Linked DNA regions of Homo sapiens: region 1 is linked to region 2. Evidence: chromatin loops called from intact Hi-C (ENCODE). Cell type or tissue: Caco-2. All regions are shown on one strand. Links, peaks and the distances in the headings refer to the core of each region. The heading gives the core; the rest is flanking DNA. Region 1 holds the start of LOC340090 (a long non-coding RNA gene). Region 2 holds the start of LOC105379030 (a long non-coding RNA gene).

Evidence for each region. Peaks named below come from ENCODE experiments on the same cell type or tissue, not always from the same donor. Only the 100,000 strongest peaks of a DNase experiment are listed, where the experiment ranks them.
Region 1: it touches region 2 in a loop (2.7-fold over the local background); 2 of 110 quality-filtered maps call a loop at or near these places.

What each region holds. Positions count from the first base shown.
Region 1 is chr5:73,199,037-73,204,410 of GRCh38, forward strand. It overlaps LOC340090 (a long non-coding RNA gene), which reads right to left and starts at 2,925. Exons shown (of 3, transcript NR_134291.1): 1 at 2,782-2,925; 2 at 53-223. In Caco-2, for the core only: a CTCF peak has its summit at 3,091 (motif pointing left); a DNase peak (open chromatin) is centred at 3,105; H3K4me3 peaks cover 566 bases.
Region 2 is chr5:73,150,434-73,155,807 of GRCh38, forward strand. It overlaps LOC105379030 (a long non-coding RNA gene), which reads right to left and starts at 159. Exons shown (of 2, transcript NR_134252.1): 1 at 1-159. It also overlaps the pseudogene LOC101060067. RefSeq lists enhancers at 4,816-5,316, 5,317-5,374. In Caco-2, for the core only: a CTCF peak has its summit at 2,507; no DNase peak of the experiment used is centred there.

The sequences.
Region 1 (5,374 bases), core at 325-5,324, 49 kb after region 2:
TATCAGGGTAGGCCAAGTTTTGCTGCAGTAACAAATAACTCTTCAATCTCACTTTGTTTTCATTCTCTTCAATCTCACTTTGTTTTCATTCATGCAGTCCACTGCGATCCAGGTGACTGTCCAGGCAGCTGTCCTCCAGGTAGTGACTTAGCCTGTGTTCATCCTGTGACTCCACCATCTCCATGCAAGTCCTCCATGTTAGCTGCAGCAGGGGAGGAGGAACCTGGAAAACCACACAGGGGTTTTCACTGTCTCAGTCCAGAAGCAATGTGTGACATTTCCATCCACATTACTGAACAGAACTAGCCACATGACTCTGCCTAGCTACAAGGGATCTGAGAAGTCGATGCTAGTGCACACCCAGGAAGCAGGAAAGATGAGGATATTGCTAAACACTAGTCATGCCTCCTGCAGGGAGGAACCTAAATGAATTGCTCTTGTCAGCCTAGGCTGTCAGGGTTTAAGACACTCTCCCCATGTTCAACTCTGAGAAGTTCTACCTTGACTTCCTTGTTCTGAGCTGGTTTTTCTCACTTCTAAGATGAGGAACTGTTCCTACATTTGATACAGAGTGGATTTTCCTTGAAATGGCCATATATGCAAAGCAACCCCCAAATGCTGAAGGAGCCAAGAAACTCAAGAATGAGGCAGACAACCATAAGACTGAGATAGATCTCCGCACTGCAACTGCCCACAGACCCAGGGCTTTTATCTTGGTGAAAGTATGTGCACTCTGGAAGAATACATAGGTGGCTACAGGCATCACATCCTATGATTTCTGCAACAGCACCAAGGATTGTTTTGGAGGAAACTTGAGAGTGAATAGATGTTCCTACATAAAGAGTAATACAACTTGACATTTTGGAGGCATTCCCGGAGTCGGGGTTAGTCAGGCGGATTAGCATTTAAAATAAAGTAACTCTTGTCCCCACAGTGGACATCCAAGGAAATGTAATGAAAAAATATCATTTGAGTCCTTTCTGAGAAACACAGGGGAGACACACCAGGGAAGTTACATGGGCCTTGAGGCGATTGTCACTTATACACCAGGTGATGGCTTTATTTGCTTTGAAACTCCCACAAACCAGAAAGAAAAATCTGTTGACATTTGGGCCTATGTTGAGATCTAATCAGTTATAATTCCCAGAGCTCAGAGCCCCTGTGCTCCACCAAACGAAGGGCATTTCTTGAGTTCTGGAATGATAGACACAATGCTGGAGTGCTTAAGAGCGAGAACCCGGGAATCAGATGGGCTGGATCTCAAACTTGGTTCTGCTGTCTACTGGCTCAGTGACTTTAGGCATTATACTCTTGCTTCACTTCCCTCATCTCTACATAGTATAATAGTCTATCTTCTTCAAAGTGTTGCTTTGGCATTAAATCTGTTAATGTATATAGTTTAGAACAGGACCTGACAAGCCAGAAACACTCAGTGTTGCTACCACAGTGATTATAGCAGACTCCAGCACATATCCCATTTCTGAGCAAAACTTACAAGAGAAGAGAATTGAAGATGACAGCATCATTTTTTTTTTTTTGAGTTGTTCTGGACGAGACAGGATGGAGTTTGGTTCTTTTTACCAGTCAATACAAAAACATATAATTAAAACACCATACTTGTGAGGACTAAGGAAGTTCCGTGCAAAACGGAGAATGAAATCCAGCAGTGAAGTTTTGTCAATTAAAATAACAGCGTTTTTAAATGAGAATAGAGCTAAATGTACCTTTATATTGCTATTGTTCTTCAAAAGTGGTCATATGTAGCTTTGTCTCAACATGGGAAATCAGACATGCAGCATGTTTTCAATTGTTTTTTTAAAATGGGTTATAGGATCTCACAATAATTTCCGAGTCTGTTTAGTAAGCTCATTTTTATGCAAAGAAATTATATTTGGGGCTGGGCGTGGTGGCTCACGCCTGTAATTCCAGCAATTTGGGAGGCTGAGGCGGGCAGATCACTTGAAGCCAGGAGTTTGAGACCAGCCTGGCCAACATGGTGAAATCCTTTCTCTACTAAAAATACAAAATTAGCTGGGCATGGTGGCGTGAACCTGTAGTCCCAGCTACTCGGGAGGCTGAGGCACAAGAATCTCTTGAATCCAGGAGGCGGAGGTTGCAGTGAGCCGAGATGGTGCCATTGCACTCCAGCTTGGGCAAAAAGAATGAAACTCCGTCTCAAAAATATATATATATATATTATATTTGGAAACAGAAAACCATCTTATTTACCTAAGAAATCATTTCACGATACCAGATCGTGGTGATGTGCATTTCTGAAACTCATAGCAAACTGGACCACTATGGGAAATAGATATCTGATTCCACTCTTCCTTCTAATTCCACATAAACCTCTTTCTATGTTAATTCCTGCTATTCCTGAAAAGTAAAGGTCCATTCCAGCCAGCACATTTCATATTTCTGCCCACACCTAACATTCACATTACAGATTCACTCTTGGCCTTGTCTTCTTATGATTGACTTTCACCTGCATATATCTGCAACTTGCCCTCGAGTTGCTGAAATCCCTTCCCAATTTCAAGAATCTAAGTCTCACATTATGATGCCATGTCCTGGGACAAGAGCAAAAAGATCAGGACCTCCCTAGCTGAAAAAAGCAGGTGCTTCTCAGAACCTGCACCCTCTTCAGAGAGAATACGGTGGCAGGCGCGCAGGGGACCCTGCCCGCAGCACCCATCTTTTAGGGAGCTACTAGGGCGTTCGGCAGGAAGCACAGTTGAGACGACCCACGCAGCGAGGCAGGACTCACGCCGAGTTTGTTACCTTTGCCCATCAGACCTGGTGGATTCTTTTGGTTCTGCAGGTGGAGCCACCAATGCCCAGACACCCTGCTGCAAAGTCAGGGTCCCTCTCGGCCTCGTCTTTCCCTCTCCCGTACCCCTAGGGCTGGATAGTCCTCGTCTGCAGAAGTTCGCCCTTTGCTGGCCCCTGTCCAGGCTCTCCTCTCGCTGGCCCACGTGATCCTTTCCTGCCAGTCTCCCCTGGCTCCAGCTTCCTCCACGCCCAGGGCTCTGCCCTCCGCCGGGCCGACTTCCCGCGAAACTGCAGCGGCTCCCCCTACAGGACAAAGGAGGAAACGCTAGCGGGGCCCCAGAGCCCTCTCCAATGGGACCCAAAGGGACACATCCCGGCACAGACCCTCCCCACTCTAAGGCAGAGCCTTTCGCAGGGCCTATCACAGGGCGGAGGGAGGGAGGGAGGGCGGCAGGAGGACTGCTGGCCTGAAACTCTGCTTTCACAAAGAGGTTACACTTCGAAGTTAGACCTCATCTGCAAATGAGGTTATGGACACGGTCCCATAGAAGCTGACAGAGGTTGCAACTTTATCTCTGGCCCTGTTACTGGACTACATTGCTTGTGGGGAACTGAGTTAATATTTTTTGTAAATTCTGTAATATTTTTTCTGAACAGAACAATTATATAGCATGTTTTGTGTTTCAATAATTTAATTGTTCAACGTAAACATATTTTTTAAAGACTACAGGTGGGCGTGGTGACTCACATCTGTAATCCCAGTACTTTGGGAGGTTGAGGCCAGTGGATCGCTTTTAACCCAGGAGTTTGAGACCATCCTGGCCAACATGATTTCCACTCCGTCTCTACCAAAAATACAAAAATTAGTCAGGGGGCTGAGGCAGAAGAATCACTTGAACCTGGACGGTGGAGGTTGCAGTGAACGGAGATCACACCACTGCACTCCACCTGGGTGACAGAGCAAGACTCAAAAAAAAAAAAAAAAAAAAAGAATAAATTAAAATAAAAAGGCTACAAAACTTTTCACCCCGTTTGAACATTTAAAAAATAGTTTTCTTATTCTGCTCTTTCGTTTCCTTTTTAAAAACTTCCGTATGCAGAATCCCTTAAAACCAAACCAAATGACCAGGCTTTTTTTCCTTGTCTCTGCCCTACTAGTGGTTCTCCTGTCCTCCCCAAAACCGTCCTCTCCTTTGAGATACTGTTCACTAGCTGGGCGTGGTGGCTCAGGCTTGTAATCCCAGCACTTTGGGAGGCCGAGGAGGGTGGATCACCTGAGGTCAGGAGTTCGAGACCAGCTTGACCAACATGGAGAAACCCCATCTCCACTAAAAATACTAAAATTAGCTGGGCATGGTGACGGGTGCCTGTAATCCCAGCTACTCGGGAGACTGAGGCAGGAGAATCGCTTGAACCCAGGAGGCAGAGGTTGCAGTAGGCTGAGATTGCGCCATTGTACTTCAGAGTGACAAGAGCAAAACTCCATCTCAAAAAAAAAAAGAGATGCTGTTCACCAAGCCCCCATTGCCCAGAATTCTCTCCTGCCTGCTGAGCTCAGGTCAGGCCTCACCTCCCAACCTCCAACCTCTCAGCCCTCCTACCAAGGCCACAGTGCATGACTCCTTGCCACCCTGAGCTGCAGGGCTTGTTGGCCCCTGTTGTTTAGGACTTAGCATAAACTACCTTGAATTTCATATTATCTCTCTTTCTGTTCAGTTGAGTCTTTCCAGCTCATTGCATGTCATCTTCACTTCTGTGCCCACAGCATCTCTCAATGTGCTCTGCACACGCAGGTGCTCCAGAAGCCCTTCCTCAGGCTGCTACGGATCAAGCTTACTGTGCCTGTTGGTGGCCTGCCCTGAGAGAATGTCCTTCATGATGACTATTCTTAATCAAGCATTCTTGGATGGGCTTTAGGGGGCTCCATGAACCCTCCAACACTGCAAAATCTTCCATGCATGTACAGTTTTATGGTGAGAGGGTTTATAGCTTTCACTAGAGTCTCAAAAGGTTCCATGGCCTCAAAAACATGGTGAACTCCTGCTTTGAGGTACTTCAGTACACAGCAGAGAAATGAATGAAAGAGCTCAGTTGCCTCATCTGGAAAATGGGAATCATGGTGGGTGCCTGTATGTGAGGAGGGCTCAGTAAATACCAATTAGTAGTATCCCTGACCTGGTCCCAGAAATGCCTCACAGAAAGGACCGCTTCCCCTCGCCCCCACTACCATGCCTTAGATCAAGGGTTCCCAAACTTGGGTAAGCATTAGAATCATGTGGGGAGCTTAAAAATACAGATTCCTGGGCTCCACTCCAAGAGCACAGGAATGATGATTGCTGGGAGAGGACCTAGAGCTCTGTACCTTTATCGAGTCTTCCCCTTGGTGGTTCTGATGATGAGCAAGGTCAGGGCTGGGGCCAGGGGTCTTCCACAATGCCTGGCCTCCAAGAGGCATTCTCACGCCCTGCCTTTACTCGTTCTGGGAGGTACATGTGTTAAAGGAAGCTGCCCAAGCCTTTGAGGGAATAGTGGGCTGCAAAAATCTTTCAGAACAAAGAATTAAGTATCTTTATAATTATATCCAGGCCTATATTTAGGCCAT
Region 2 (5,374 bases), core at 208-5,207:
AGTCATAATTTCCTCCAAATTCTTCTAAGAGCTTGGTTTTGAACAGAACCCCTGGCACAAACAGCAATGCCAACGTTAGCAGTAAAGCCACGCTGCGATGGGACGCCCAGTGGTTGGAGCTTGGTTGGCCTTCCAGCCTCCTTGGCTGGTATCTGGGGCGAGGATGATGGCAACGTGCTGGATCAGGAACACCAAGGCTGTGGGCAGGAGTGGGCAGCAGCTGGGGCCTCTTTTCTGCTGTCCTCCCTGGGAGGGAAGTAAATGGTTAACCAGTCACCCACCCCTGGCACTTTGCAATCCTTCTCTGCGCCTGCACAGGGCATTCTCTGGCTGAATTCTGCCAGCCAAACTAAAAGTCTCATAACAAAGTAATGGGATAAACAAGGCCCAGGTGATCCTGTTTGCTAAACAGTGAAAACCAGATCCACACAGGCACTTTACAAAAGGCTACACACACATATGCAAAAGTGTCTCCCTGCAGACCTCAAATTCACTGTTACTCCGGGACAGTACCCAGAGCCTCGGACAGATGAGGTTTTGGGAAGGCGAGGTCTTGGAGATAATGTGGGAAGGACAAAAAATCCAGAAAGTGTTTCCTTATTAGGTGGGAGGGAGGAGGGTGGAGCCAGTGAAGGGGAGGGAAATAGAGTCTAATGGGCTGAGGAGAGGGCGAGGCAGTGAGGCCTTTTGTACCTTGGCAGGTGAGAGGGCTGAGTTCAAGGAGAACATGTGGCCGATGGTGTGGGAAGTTACAGAAACTTCGTCAGGGGTTAAAGGCAGGAAAAAGTTCACTGGGTTTGGCCGCTTTGTGGGCCCTGGGGACCAAGGCCAGAGTATTTTCCTAGGGGTGGGAAGGTGGAAGGGCCTTCAGGATTGCACAGGAAGGGAGGAAATGGAGGCCTGGGGAATAAATAATTTTGTCAAGAAGTTTGATCCTATACGGTGATGGCTGCAGAAGTGGGCATCTGAGTGGGGATGGAGGAGAGGGTTTTGCTCTTTAGTGTCTGGAGCCCTGAGTGTACTCAGGCTGAGTGGAGAGAACCAGCTTATTACAGAAGAGGAGCGTCTTCTGCTGCAACCCTCTCCTTGGCAATGAAAGCAGAAGCAGCAGCAACAGCAAACAGGAGCATCTGGAAAGAGTCTCTTTGAGAACCTGAAATTGGCCACAGTGGTTTTTGAGGAAGGAGCTACTGAAAGCCAGTTTTCCTAAAATAAAAATCATGCTGGTCAGACTCATGGTTATAAGGAGCAGAAAGCTAATGAGAGTAGCTCCCGAGAAGAGGGGTTGGTTGTAAGCTGTGCACCTGCGAGCCTTGGAGGAAGGCTGAGACCACACTCAGGGCTACCAAAGACTGATGTAAGAGGTGCTTTGTTGTTATTGTGTTGACAATTTAAATGTTCCTTACAGTTTTCCAGAACAGAATGGTCAAGAGAGCAGAACTTAGGAATGTGGATTCTAATGCCAGCTCCATACTGCTCAGGCAAATTTGCTTCTGAGCCTGAGCTTCAGTGGTGCAGCACATTTCCTTTCCACGTACCAGATGTTGAGGAGTAAATGATTGTGAATGCAAAGAACATTTAGCACAGTATGACGCACACTATAATGGCCATTGTATTTACTTTCTATGTGCAATGCGTATTTCCTTAGGCATAGGAAAAATCATTCTAAATATATCCCCCTTCTAAAGCTACAATCCTGAATTACAGAACAGTTAATTGAGGTGCTGCCCTGCTAGCCATCAGCCTTCACTCTCACATGGGACATTCCTCTGGTTAGCTCTGCTTGGGTCCTCCCGTGCTGGGCCCTGCAAATTCCTTAACCAAGAGGTCAAGGAATGCTCTGCAGGCCAACATGCCCCTCAGTCTGAACACTGGACATACAGTCGAGTCAGGCTTTGTGCCTTTGTACAAGATTTTATTAAAGGCCTTTCCAGGACAACATCCAGATGCCAGACACAGCTGTCAAGGAGAACCTGTCATGTTGTGGGGGTTGGCTGCGGCATGGCAGGAGCTATGGCTTCCTCCCCACCCTTCTATTCTGAGATGGGGTAGTGGGCAGTACTTCATCTTTGGGTTCCACGATACTCATGTGCTCAGGCAGGGCCTTCCTAGAGTCAGTCTTACCAGCTGGGTCCCAGGGCAGCATGACCTTCCCTTGATGGCCAGCACACCCTGTTGGAGCAGCACCTGGCACATGGCGGTGTCAATGAGGTAAACAGAGTTCCTGCTGAGGATCATCAGGTCATCCACAAACTTCCTGCATTTAGAGTTTTCAGACACCACAGCCTTGAAGCCTGTGGCCCCCTACGCCCCGCCTGATGAACCACAGCACACCACAGCAGGCCCTCTGCGCTGCAAGCCCTCCCAGGAGGTAACACTGAGACTCCACCTAGGCAAACACACACATACCTCTTGTGGCTACCTTTCCAGCAAAAAGCTCTACACTGCCCTCTGGAAGCCAAACCTCTTCTGAACTACAGCAGGCAATTTCCAAATCTGCCAGCCCTTCTCACCAAGAACATTCTGTGTTTTGGTGGCTAAGATTATGATTTTGAAGCAGCGTCATTTGTCTAGAGTAGTAACCGAGGTTCGTTGCCTCACACCAAGGAAATCAAGGATGTGGACACGTAAGGAGTGAGGTTAGGAGCAGAGGTTTAATAGGCAAAAGAAAGAAAAAAGCTCTCTCTCCTGCAGAGATGGGCTCCCAAGCAGGTTTTTCAGTTTCATGGTGAAATGCACAGCGTTTTATAGATGAGCTTGAGCAGACGGTTTCGATTGGTGGGACCAGGTGTGTCATTTACATAGCTTGTAAAGAAACTGGCCATACCACCCTTATTTTTTATGTGATGGGTTCTCTACCTGGCCTGTGCCATGTTGCCTGTTCCTTTATTGTACATGTGGTTGACAAAGAAAAGGGAAGATGGAGCCTCCATGTTGAACATGCCTGACCCCCGGGTAGCCTTTTTCTATTGGCACAGCTGCTGGCATTCTCCATGCAAGCTTCCAGCTTGTTTATCTATGTTTGCAGCTCAATTTTACAGGCTGCTCTTTGTTAGAAAATAAATGATTCGGGGGCTGCTTTTTGTTAAGAGAGAAGTCTTGCCGAGGATTCTCTTACCCTCACTATCTGCCTAAATAATTTATTTTAAGCTCCTGTATTAATTCCTGTTCTGGTTGACGTAATTTGGACCTCAACTCCAGAGTAGCCATCCTCAGCCAGCTCTCGAGTGAGAACTTTTTCAGTTCCACTTTGAGGATGCCATCAGTGACAAACTTCCTCTTCTTGGAGATCTGCACCCCCATCTTGCCACCGTGTGCCTCTGAAATGAAGGGCCAATGCGAGAGTTTTATCCTCTCTGCAGCAGAGTCCTTCTCTTGCGGGCAGGTATCTGCTTGTCTTTAAACAAAGATAGACCCTTTTCTCCTCTCTTGGTCAACCAGTGTCCTCCACTTCTCGAAGTTTCTGCTCTTGAGTTTTGTTTATATAGGACCCGTATGGAAGCTCCTTAGTGCCCCTTGCCCTCTTTCTACACCACGGCACTTCTATTGCAGCCAACAGTCTCGGTCTGCTAGATTCCCTGTTTCTCACTGAGAATCTATTTTTGAAGCTGGCCTTACAGGTCCTAAGTCCCTCCCTGCCAGGATGACCAGCTTGTCCCAGGTGGCTCAGAACTTTTCTAGTTTCAGCACAGAGAGTTTTGCATCCTGGGACCCCCCTCAGTCCAAGGCAAACCAGGATGCTTGGTGACCCCCACCCTGTCTCTGGAAGGGCTGCCCTTGAATCAGTTTCCCACCTCAGGCCCATCGGCCAAGAGAAGGTGATCCGGGTCACCTGGTGTCCAACAAGGCCTCAGTCTTTCAGTAGGGGTGGGTGGCTTCTCTGGGAGAGGGACCATGAATTGGGCCAGCAATGATCAACCTCTCCAGTTAAAACTATACTTAGATGAATTACTCATTAGAAGGGAAGGAAGTGAGGCATTATAAGTATACGTGTAGCAGTTTGATGCAGTAGAAAGCACATTGAATTGGAAGTCAAAATGCCTGGTTTCTGCCTCTGAACAGCAATAAAATCCCAGCATCAAACAGTTCATCTTTCTGAGCCTCAGTTTCTCCATCTGTAAAATGAAAGGTTTAATTTAGGGCTTGCTTCCTTTTTAACTTATGTTAGAGTTACTCCATATTCTTCAAGACATAATCTGCTATCATCATTATTAAATTCTTCCCTTTCCTCTCCTCCCTTCTTCCCTGTTCCCCTTCCTCTCCCTTCCTCCCTTCCCCTTCCTTCTTTCCTTCCTTCCTTCCTTCCTTCCTTCCTTCCTTCCTTCCTTCCCTCCTTCCTCCCTTCCTCTCTCCCTCCCTCCTTCTCCATTCCCAGCACTAATTCCTTTCTTCCCAACAGGCCACTACATCAATGTGAAAGATATTTATCCTTGAATAGGTATGTAGTTCTATAAGATATGATTATTATTTTGTGTATTTATTTAAAATTTACATATATTACATTATGTTATAGTCCTCATTTGCTTCCTAACGTTTCTTACTCAGCACCATTTAAAAATATATCCGTGGTGCTGGCTGTTGGTCTTTAAGACTCCTTCCAGAGTGGCACTTTATGAACCTTGTTTAGTATTGCAGAACGCTCTGTTATCCAAAGTTCTTCTACTTTGAATCAAATTATTGGTGGGCTTTTTAGAGGGGACCAAAGGGACAAGAAAGTATTACTCCAATGTTGGACAACTTTGGTCTGCATGAAAGGACCTAAATGGATTAATATATAGAGGACATTAAAGAGGAATAAATGAAGTACTGGGTGGCAAGAACCGTTGTGAATTCATCTTTGGCCCTTAATCTTGAAACTATGAAGCCATCTATGAAGCCAAAACTATGAAGCCGAATTCACATGCACGATTCCTGGAACAGCTTACCTCCTATGTGGAGCTGGCAGACATTCTCCAAGAGGAGGCAGGAAGAGTTCTCAGGCTCTCACTCACATATCATCAAGCATAGAAAAACTGCTTAAGACCTCAGCCAGAGATTGAACCCAAATCGGAAGACCTGTCCCCGGGGGGCCAATCTCTGTGGCTCAGAGGAGGCAAAGGAGACCCAGCCGCATCCCTCCCAGAGCGTTCTGTGGTTGTTAGCAGACGGGCTAGTGCCTCGCAGGTTGAGCAGCTCTCTTGGTGGCATTGAGGCTGAGGGAGCCATGTGGAGCCTGGGAATGGGCTGCGGGTGGGGAGCAGCTGTGGAATAGCCCCTCCTGGCTCTGCCTGCCTATGGCTGGGAGAACAGTTTCCATTTCAGGCAGCAGCAATTCACACTGGGTGGTCTCTGCCTTCCCTCCCTCAGTGCCTCAGTGCCACAGGCAACTGCCAGC